Regions from separate parts of the Homo sapiens genome. Here region 1 is linked to region 2. Evidence: chromatin loops called from intact Hi-C (ENCODE). Cell type or tissue: endothelial cell of umbilical vein. All regions are shown on one strand. Links, peaks and the distances in the headings refer to the core of each region. The heading gives the core; the rest is flanking DNA.

Region 1 (5,385 bases), core at 137-5,136, 250 kb after region 2:
CATTATAAATTAATACTTGAAAAATACTTTTAAATTTTGCTGTATGTGTTTGTGAGTCACCAATTGTTAAGGATTCCACTTCTTCCCTCAGCAGTTGGACAAATAAACAGATGTAGAAATGACTTCCATTCTCTCAGTGACCTAAGAAATAACGTATTTGTTTTAAAGCACTCAGAGTAATGTCAGTGGTGTGTATATTTTGTTTGACATTTTAAGCAGAAGAAAGCCACATGACTGAAATGCAATCTATTTTCAAGTGTGTTAGGAAAAAATTATTTTATCTCAGCAAATCCGGAGATTATCCTTTCATAGATGTCACTGTTCTTGCACAATCTGCATGACTAAAGCAATTGTTCTGTCAGAGCCATCGCTTGTTTAGACAGCATCAAGTCTGTGGTCACTCATGTCCTGGGTCTTTCTACAGGAGTGTCGGAAGGATACTGAATATGAAAGTGGAAACTTCTTTAATTGTATTCTTTATATAAGTTATTTCAGACCAACCATAGTCATGGACTTTGGAGAATCTGATGGTCCTAGAGATTACTTCCTGCAACTCTTGGCCACTCCAGTTTGACAGAGGGGGACCCTCACCCCACTCTGGTGGAGCTTTTGCTTCTGATTCTTCTACCAAATAACTTGACTGCTGACTGCGATAACCAGGAACGGTTTTACTGTGATTTCAGGAAAATCATCAACAAAGTAGTTTATACCTGGAGGGAAGCCAGAAGAGAAGAGAAAGGGAGAGAGGAAGGAATTAAGCTGGCACTTTCTGTGAATCATCTGAAAATCTGTTGCCACCCTATGAGACGAATGATAGTGTCTCCATTTTCACAGATGGCATTTACTCTTCTGGATCAGGCTTCTTTCATGTAACATTATGTTTGTGAGATGTATTTCTGTTACTACCTATAACTGTAGCTCATTCATTTTTAGAGGCACTATAGTATTTCAGTGTGTGACTATATCCCCATTAAAAAATTTACTGTTGATGGATATTTGCATTGGTTCCAGGTTGAGACTATTGTGAAGAGTGCTATTGTGAACACTGTATGTTCATGCCTAAGTTCAGCTTTAGATACTCAAGCATTTTTTTCAAAGTGGCTGTACCAATTTGTACTCCTGCCAGCAGCGTATGAGAATTCCAGTTGTCCTGCATTCTTGCCAACACTTTATGCTCTGTCTCTTTCACTTAGGCCACTCTGGTGAGTTGGAGAAATTATTTTTTTACTCATGTCATATTTCTTTTAATCTCATTCTATATGAAGATTTTGACATACTTGAATTAATTTATTTACAGGCAAAATACATCCATGTTCAAATAGGTATGAACTGCTTCTTTTTATGAGCTAATAAGCAGTGAGTATGAGAAGGTGGCTAAGATCTATTCGCAAGCTCCGACTGAATTATCCCATCTGAAAGTACGTTAGACCTCATTTATTTCGTTTTACAGTTGAAGTAACTGAGGGACTTCAGGGACTAGGGACTATGCCAGCGTCATAGTCAGGCCTCCTGGAAGAGGCAAGATAGTAATGTTCACCCTTGCCTCTCAAGAGAAGCCCTCTGTTAATTCCTTTATTCTTTCATTTACTAATTATTATTATTTTAGATAGAGTCTCGCTCTGTCACTCAGGCTGGCGTGCAGTGATCTTAGCTCACTACAACCTCCACTTCCCAGGTTCAAGTGATTCTTCTGCCTCAGCCTCCTGAGTAGCTGGGATTACAGGTGCCCGCCACCTCACCCGGCTAGTTTTTGTATTTTTAATAGAGACAGGGTTTCACCATGTTGGCCAGGCTGGTCTCGAACTCCTGACCTCAAGTGATCCGCCTGCCTCGGCCTCCCGAATTGTTGGGATTACAGGCGTGAGTCATCACACTCAGCTTCATTTGCTAAATAACTATTGAATGTGTCTTTTATGGCAGGCACTGGGCTGAACTCCAGAGATTTAGCGGCAAACAAACTTAACTTAGTGATGTTCCCTTTCACTTTCCAGGTTATGGCTTTCAAATCACAGCCTATTTCCTCAAGAGAGGGATACGCCTTCGCTGCATCAGGAGCACACAGAATGCTGGTAAGAAGCCGATTTCTTGGTTTGTCAGACATTTCACACAATCTGCTTGCCCTAGATAGAGAAGGGATGAAAATTAAGGAGTGGAGAGTCCCACTTGCTTCATTGCCTTCATGTCTTGAGTGTGTCCGAAAGTTTGCGATTTCTTTCCTCCCACCTTGTACTGTGTTTACTGCCTCTCTAAGAACAGTGAGCTGGGCCACATCATGCTTTCCTTTCCTGATGCATCTCAGCACTTTCTTTGAGTTTTCAGAGTGACTCAACACAGTTGAACTATGAATCACTTCAGTATTGTCTGTGCACACCAAAGCCCTGGCATATGGAGCAGGTGTGTACACAAGAAAGCTCTTTCCCAGCCCTGAGCTCTCAGAGCTTTCCCTAGGTGTGTGATGAGGCCACTTTCCCCCATCACTTCCCCAAGTCTAGATGTCCACTAAGGATATGATTTCAAACTTGTCCAGCCAGCAACAGTAAAGTCAGAAGCTAATGATCATTCTCCAGGTTGATCTGAGCACTGGAAAGAAAATTTAGTTCACCTTCCATGGACAATTTCAGTATATATATAAGATATGATATAGGAACTTTAAAAAATTAACATATAGAGGCTTGCTGTGGAATCTTCATGATTATCTGCATTTTCTTAACTGTAAACTCTGCTCGAATATGTTATTCTCTTTTTTGCTGTTATTTGTTTGTTTTTGAGACAAGTTCTCACTCTGTCACTCAGGCTGGAGTACAGTGGTGCAATCATGGCTCACTGCAGCCTCCTAAGTAGCTGGGACCACAGGTGTGTGCCACCATGCCTGGCTTTTTTTTTTTTTGTAATTTTTGGTAGAGAAGGGGTCTCACTATGTTGCAGCTGGTCTCAAACTCCTGGGGTCAAGCTGTACTCCCGCCTTGGCCTCCTAAGGTGCTGGGATTACAGGCATGAGCCAGCATGCCCAGCCTTAGATATACTGCTTTCTTAACAGGTCCTTCCACTTTGTTCAACTCTCTAGTAAAATAAGTCAGCTAACCTTGCACTTGTGCCCTTTATGGTAAGGACTATCATTGCCTAAATATTTAATTAAATATTAAAATAGTACAACTCTCAATAATGACCTAAACAGAGCAAAAGGGTACAGAAGTTGCTTTCTGTTAATACCTGGCAGCACCAAAATGTTTAAAATCTGCCATTCGAACATTGTTACTTTTCAGAGGAACAAATGCAAATACCGAGGAATTATTTGATAGAACTGATAATTTTGAATTCCAGTTCTGATCCACTAATGAACTGTTGTATTTCAATTTTATGATTTTTTTAGGGGGGGGAGGTGGAAAAATAATGAATTCTGTGGCTCAGTTTCCCTCCCATAAAATGATAAAAAGGCTATATACCATTTATCGCAATAAGATCTTTTAAGAACTAATGAATAAATATTAATTGCTTTGCTAATTTTGTTCTTCTGGCTTTTCAAAATCCACCTCTAGTCACCTAGCCAGATATCATATGCCCACATGGGGTCAAAGTTGAAAAAAACCCAGGCCCCCACCTGAAATGGGGGCTTTCCTCATGAGGAAGGCTAATTGGGAGTGAGACCAGAACAACAGGTTAATCCCTAATCATGGAGGGCTTTGAATATTGGGCACTGGGGAGCCATGGTAGGTTTTTGAGCAGGATGAGTGGAGCTCTTTTTTTAGAACTGTTAACCTGCTGTTCTGAATAGGATAACTTGGAATAGGGAGAGTGACTGCCAAGGAGACAGCAGTGGTTGATGGGATAAGGAGAGAGCTGTTACTGGAACAACAACTCATTGGGCCTCTTGGGATCATTTAAGCTAGTCTAGTAGTGTAAGGTGTTAACTTGTTTAAATTCTGTGTCCATGTAATTGACACCTTCTTGCTTGGCTTCCAAGCGGTGCATCAAATTGAGATACCTTATTACCTCAGTCATTGCCATCATGTGCAGTGTACCTAAAAGGCTTTACTCACCTGATTCATAATATCCATCTTTAAAAAGAAATTGGTCTCATGTAAGAGGGAAGCTTTCTCTGTTAGAAAAATGACTTAATTTCTATCACAAATATCAGACATGTATATCATAAAAATATTCAAGCAGTACAACCAAGTAGGAAAAAGGGAGAAGAGCCCCCTCCCCACCCGCCTGGAACATACCCTGTTGGCATCAGCTTAGCATCACTCCAGACATCATGCCTGGGTAGCTGGAGGCTGGCGAACAAATGGATGGATGGACAGACAGATGAGAAAAGGAAAGATCCAGATGTCATTACCATCTTGCCTTCCTTTCATTGAATGCCGAGGAGTCCAGTTCAGTGATTTATTCAGTCTTTCCCAATGAGAAGTCAATGGTTTTGTTTTAAGAAGCAGCAATAATAGATTACTATGAGTATGGTGTAATTTTACCATCTTTATTGTATATTTAACCATTTTCTTAATAGTTGGATCATTAATTCCTAAGAAAAGCTGCTGTTTTCCCAGCCTGCTTCAGATTAGTAGTTTGCCCTCCAGGGTCGGGGAGCTCTCTAAGACTAGCTAACCAAGGAGATGATAAGTAAAGTAACTAGGAAAAACATTGATAGGTCACATTTTTAGATTTTATCTAATATTCTTCCTCTTCCTCTAAAGTGTTACATGCTCATTTTGAAAACATTGATCCTATTTTCTAAATAGGAGTTCTAATCAGAAAACAGCTGACTGACACAGAGGGGAGGCTACAGAGGTTCTGCCTGGGGGTTTCCTGTAATGTAATGGTCCCGGGGCGCAGGTGGACCAATTTGCAGCCTCATCAGCTCTCCCTAGAGCTTTGCGCTCACCCTGCCCTATTGACGGCAAACACCGAAAGGATGGGAGGAGAGAAGAGACGTATGTTTTATATGGATGTGCATATTGCAGTAACTTAAAATGAACAAAAATCTGGAACAACCATTCTGTGTTTATAGTTTTTTGACACCTTTAAACTTGTTTTTCTTCATTTTATACAGAACTCTGTGTATTCCCTGACAGATTTGTGGTTTGTGTCAGTCAGCTTGCATTCAGTCGTGATCTTTTAGCAAGTCAGAATGAAGATTTGGTGAGTATGAAAAAATTCTATAAACAAATAAGTCTGCTTAAATGCTGAGTTACTGTAAAAAATAGAAAACAAGAATTGTCTGCTGTTGTCATTCAGCTGATGAGCACCCAACGCATGTTTTAAGGGAACAAGAAGCCCTACCTGTTTTACGTGGTAATATCAACTAATTCGTGTATTGTTCTTCTTTTCCTCAAGACCATTTTAATCAGCAGTACCTTTTCCATATCAACTGTAAATGAGAAAGCAACA
Region 2 (5,385 bases), core at 286-5,285:
CTACTCCCTTACTTTCTTAGTAAACTTGCTTTCACTTTACTCTGTCATCTCACTTTTGATTTCCTTCCTGCATGAAGGCAAGAACCCATGTGACCTCCCAGGCTGCACCCCCTTGAGGTTCACCCTGTGAAAGAATGACTCACAGGACTCAGGAAAACACTGTACTTACAATTACTCTTTTCCCATAAAGGATACAAATGAATAGTCAGATGAAAAAACATATGATGGCAAGATCTGGAAGGGTCTTGAGCACAGGAGCTTCTGTCCCCATGGAGCCAGGGTCTGCCACCCTCCTGGTACATCAATGTGTGCACCAACTGGGAAGCAGTTCACACCTCATCATTCAGAGCTTTTATTGAAGTTTTATTATGTAGGCATGATTGAATCAGTCATTAGCCACATTAGCCTCAGTTTCTGGCCTCCCCTCCTCAGCAGGCAGGGACTGGGGCTGAAGGTTCCAACCCTCTCACCACATGGTTGATTTTCCTAGCTGCCACCCCCCATCCTGAAGCTCTCTAGGGGCTCTGCCAAAAGTTACCTTATTAGCATATACTTGGATATAGCAAAAGTGGCTCATTATGAATAACAAAAGACACTCCTGTCATTAAGGAAATTCCAAGAGTTTCTGAAACTCTGTGGCAGGAAACAGGGGCAAAGACCAAATACTTTTTTTTTTTTTTTGAGACGGAGTTTCAAAACTTGTCACCCAGGCTGGAGTGCAATGGCGTGATATTGGCTCACTGCAACCTCCGCCTCCCGGGTTCAAGTGATTCTCCTACCTCAGCCTCCCAAGTAGCCTAAATACATGTTTTGATTATTCACAGTACAACACATAGGGAGTGCTCACTGAACACTGACGATTGTTATTCTCGAGGTGTGGAAGCTGTGTCATAGACCACAATCATCACAACCACCCCTGGAACAAACACCTCTGCTGTGTTAACTTTTGAATTAAAAAAGTAAATCTTAATTTAAAAAAAAGAATTTTCAGGCCAGGCACAGTGGCTCATGCCTGTAATCCCAGTACTTTGGGAGGCCTAGGCGGGCAGATCACCTGAGGTCAGGAGTTTGAGACCAGCCTGGTCAACATGGTGAAATCCCGTCTCTACTAAAAATACAAAAAATTAGCTGGGTGTGGTGGTGCGTGCCTGTAATCCCTGCTACTTTGGGGGCTAAGATAGGAGAATCACTTGAACCGGGAGATAGAGGTTGCAGTGAGCCGAGATCGCGCCACTGTACTCTAGCCTGGGTGACAGAGTGAGACTCCGTCTCAAGAAAAACAAAATTCAGAGCAGAAGATTTGGAAATGTTACAGATCACAAGCTCTTTGGTTTCCCATGTAATAAAAATTAATACGGGGCCAGGTAGTTTTCCCAGTCAAGGTTTTTATTTTGGAGCTTGTGCTCAAGCTCAAGGAAGACAGTGGAGGTACAAGGACTCCCTGAAAAAGCTGGTTGGGGCTTTTTTATTAGGCAAAGCACGGGAATTAACATCAGGTGTAGGGTATGCAGGCTGGGTTGGGCAAAGCATGTGAGGGGTAGATTATTCAGTTAGCATATCTGGTTGCAATGTTTATCTTGAGTAATGGACCACCTGGTGGTCTGGCTGGCAGCAACAAAGCTGTAAATCAATTGTTCAGCATTCCTTCCCAAGGTGGGACAGTCCACAATATTTAGATTTCCTAAGCCAGTTTCTGGAATTCTTTACGTAAAAGGCATGGTTACATGTTATGAAAGCGCGGAAGAACGGCTGTTTTCTTTGTGTGACTAAAGCCTTGGGATTCGTGGGCATATCACCAGCGAGTGGTGTGGGTTTTGTGATCAGTGGAACTAGAGAAAAAGAAAAAAAAATATGTGAAGGAGGAGCTGCATCCCATTCCTATTCTATCTCAGAAATAAGTTAAAGCAGTACCAGCTCAAGTTAACTTCCTTTGACAAAATGTGGGAAGCAACTATATTCTACCAATGCTTAAAACAAAAAATAAAAACAATTATTTTTTCAGGGTGTCTAAATTAAGGCATTGAACTGAGGAAGGTTGGATTACCTACAAGTACAATAAACAGTTCTTGTACTTGAGGAGTTAAAATTCTAGGCAGGGAGAAATGACATTAACATGGCACTAAGCAGAATGAAGGATAAATAAGGGGTAAAAGAGTAAGTGAAGCACTATTGCAAGGCAGCTCTTGAGTACATTAATAAATGAATTCTATAAACAGTAAATGCCAATGAATAATGACTCCAGGTTTGGGAAATTAAGAAAGTGTTTACAGGAAGTTTCAGTACCAAGGTTGATTGGATTGAAACCTTTGTCAGGACAGCAAGAGGACATTGAAAGAAGCAGAAGTACGGGAGCAAAAATTTAAAGACAGGAAAGACAACGTGTGGTCCTGGGACGATTAGTTCACCCTTACTAGTGTTTTGGGTTTAAAACGAGCAACACAAAGCTAGTAATAGCAATATCCAAATTCCAAAGAATCTCATGTTTATTCATGATCTTTTCACTATGAGTAGACTGTGTTGATCTGTTAGCGAGTTTATTGTTTCAAAGGAGGAAAACATATTGAGGTCAGTTACAGAAATGGAATATTTGAAGTCGATGAATTCAAGGAAATATATTCAGGTCACCAATACCTTGTGCAGAAATAGATAAAAAGAAGAGGGTAAAAGTGCAAATTATTTACATTCTTGAAACCACAAAAGTGAACTGAGCCAAGAACACAGCTGGAATGTGACCCAGTGGGGTAGGGAGTCCCACAGAGCCTGAACACAAGCCCACTTAGGCTTCCTTGGTTAAGACCTGAACTTCCCCATCTGATAATGGGAAAAAACACATCCAAAGGAAGTAAATAGTAATTACATGTGGAGCTAGTGGTTGTCTTTCTAGTTCCACCTTGGGATTGAGGTTACAAAAGATAACGTAGAGAGAAAACATTCTAAAGTTATTTATAATAGAGTTAAATTGAACTTAATTAAATGTTTGTTTGAGAGTTTATGGGCCCGAGTGGATTTCTCTCCCTGACCTTGGTCAAAGTCAGTCTATAATAAATCAAGTGTAGCATATCTACATGGTAGTGCATATTCCTTTTTTTTTTTTTTTTTTTTGAGATGGAGTCTCACTCTGTCAACCAGGCTGAAGTGCAGTGGCATGATCTTGGCTCACTGCAACTTCCACCTCCTGGGTTCAAGTGATTCTCCTGCCTCAGCCTCCTGAGTAGCTGGGACTACAGGCACTCGCCACCATGCCCGGCTAATTTTTGTATTTTTAGGAGAGATGGGGTTTCACCATATTGGCTAGGCTGGTCTTGAATTCCTGACCTCGTGATCTGCCTTCCTCGGCCTCCTAAAGTGCTGGGATTACAGGCATGAGCCACTGTGCCCAGCCAGCAGTGCATATTCTATTGGTATTGCTACCTGAAGGAAGCTGGGAAATGGCAGGCTTATTCTTCTCTCCTTAGGATTATAGCCACTCCAACAGCCAGTGCACCCATAGAGAGCAGTGGGAAAAGCACAAAAGTCAATAGGAATGGCTAATCATTTCATTTAGCCTTTACAACACCAAGAGATAAGAAGAATAGACTTTATTGTTCCTATTTTACAGATGAGAAAACTGAGCTCCAGAAAGATTAAACAGTTTTAATAGTGATATCTCTTTTTAAAATCAAAGCATATAGGTGCTTTGATGCAAAACACAATGATATGAGCATTTCATAAATTAACATTTTTTCTATCTAGTTGATGAATATTTTCTTCTCTCTTTTTTAAAGGGTTTAAACATTTTCTTTTGAGGTTTGTTTTTTACTATTTTTGAGACAAGGTCTTGCTCTGTCACCCAGGCTGGGGTGCAGTGACGGCCATCTTGGCTCACTGAAGCCTTGACTTTCTGGGCTCAAGCGATCCTCCCAACTTAGCCTTCAGAGTAGGTGGGACTGCAGGCTCATGCCACCACACCCAACTATTTTTTTTTTTTTAATTCATTTTATAGAGACAAGGTCTCACTGGGCTGGTTTCAAACCAGCTTAGATTCAAGCAATCCTCCCACTTTGGCCTACCAAAGTGCTGAGATTACGGCATGAGCTACTGCACCAAGTCCCATAAATATTTTCTATGACGCTTGCTAAGGCTTTTTTCCTGTATATGGTGTGTTTAGGACTTGAACAAAGAGGTTTAATTCATTTCTCAGAAAGCTCAACACTTTTTTCACTCCTTCAAGTAATGTTTCATTTTGCTTTGTTTGATCAATAGTTCTTTTCTCATTTCTAATTTAATAAAGCACAACTCTTCTTCCCAGACAATGGAAAGCCTGAATCAACAATAACAATTTTTGTGGGCAGATTCCATGGGGAGGGATACAAAGTATCAAACTGCTATGTGAAGAATTGAATTTTATAACATTCTGGGAATCTGTGAAGGAAAAAATAAAGCCAACACAGGGTTTCTTGGCCATAAATTGTAAACATAGTGTTCTATAGTTGGGTGCCATTCTAACGGAGGCAGCCCTGGTACAGATGACAGTGTTACTAACAACTCTAATGGAAAACTTGCATTTGAGTCTCATCTCTACTGCTTACTAGGCATGTGGTGATAGATGGGACACTACACCTTAGTTGCATTTTCAACAAAATGAAGATAATAATACCTCCTTGAGATATTGCTAAAACTATATATAACACAACATCGCAATATCCACAGAGTCATCATCTCCTGACCACCAGCACCATAATCAGCAACATCTCATAATAAATCACAGGAGTGGTTATTAGGGAAAAAAGAGAAAAAGCCTATATCTTAATAATAATATACTAGTCATTCTAGATATTTGATCCTCTTTTATTTCCATCCAATTTCCAATTGACTCATTTACATTTATTTCACAACACTAAAAAGGAACTATTGAATGTTTGTTGGAAAGGCCTTTGGATTGCAAGTTAGTGATAGCCATTTCATTGTAAAGCAGAAACACAAAGGTTTATAGAACCTATGTGTAGTTTATATAGTCTTTTATGCTTCCACTGTATAAAAGAGTGATCAATATAAAATAGAACCATAGAAGCAATGGACTGTAGATAGAAGTTTGGAAAGCAAATAACTTGAACAAATTGGTTTTGGTGAAAAATAATGTACTCTGATTATCCTAACCCCAAAGTACACATCATCCCTAGAGTGCCACATGACCATCCTGGGCATTTCTTTTAGAATAATATAAGTGCCTAAGAAGCCTCAGGAACTTGGAATAAAATCAATTAGTATTTGCTGTAATTTCCATAGCATGTGTGACCCTTGGGTTGAAGAGTTAAAAAGAAATGTATGAAGCCTAGCCAAGAAGTCTACAGTGGAGGAAAAAGTATTTGTCTCAATTTTACTCCAGAAATTCTGTTCTTGAATGGG

The links. Hi-C counts contacts between places; a loop is a spot of excess contacts. Peaks named below come from ENCODE experiments on the same cell type or tissue, not always from the same donor. Only the 100,000 strongest peaks of a DNase experiment are listed, where the experiment ranks them.
Region 1: it touches region 2 in a loop (4-fold over the local background); 1 of 110 quality-filtered maps calls a loop at or near these places.

Annotation. Positions count from the first base shown.
Region 1 is chr20:10,596,684-10,602,068 of GRCh38, forward strand. SLX4IP (SLX4 interacting protein) reads left to right here. Exons shown (of 8, transcript NM_001009608.3): 5 at 1,992-2,069; 6 at 5,048-5,136. Among named protein-coding and RNA genes, the nearest start is that of MIR6870, 50 kb to the right of the region's middle. RefSeq lists an enhancer at 1,330-2,529. In endothelial cell of umbilical vein, for the core only: no CTCF peak of the experiment used is centred there; DNase peaks (open chromatin) are centred at 228 and 2,318; H3K27ac peaks cover 1,246 bases.
Region 2 is chr20:10,350,914-10,356,298 of GRCh38, forward strand. No RefSeq gene overlaps it. Among named protein-coding and RNA genes, the nearest start is that of MKKS, 81 kb to the right of the region's middle. RefSeq lists an enhancer at 1-182. In endothelial cell of umbilical vein, for the core only: no CTCF peak of the experiment used is centred there; DNase peaks (open chromatin) are centred at 848, 1,688 and 2,708; H3K27ac peaks cover 3,414 bases.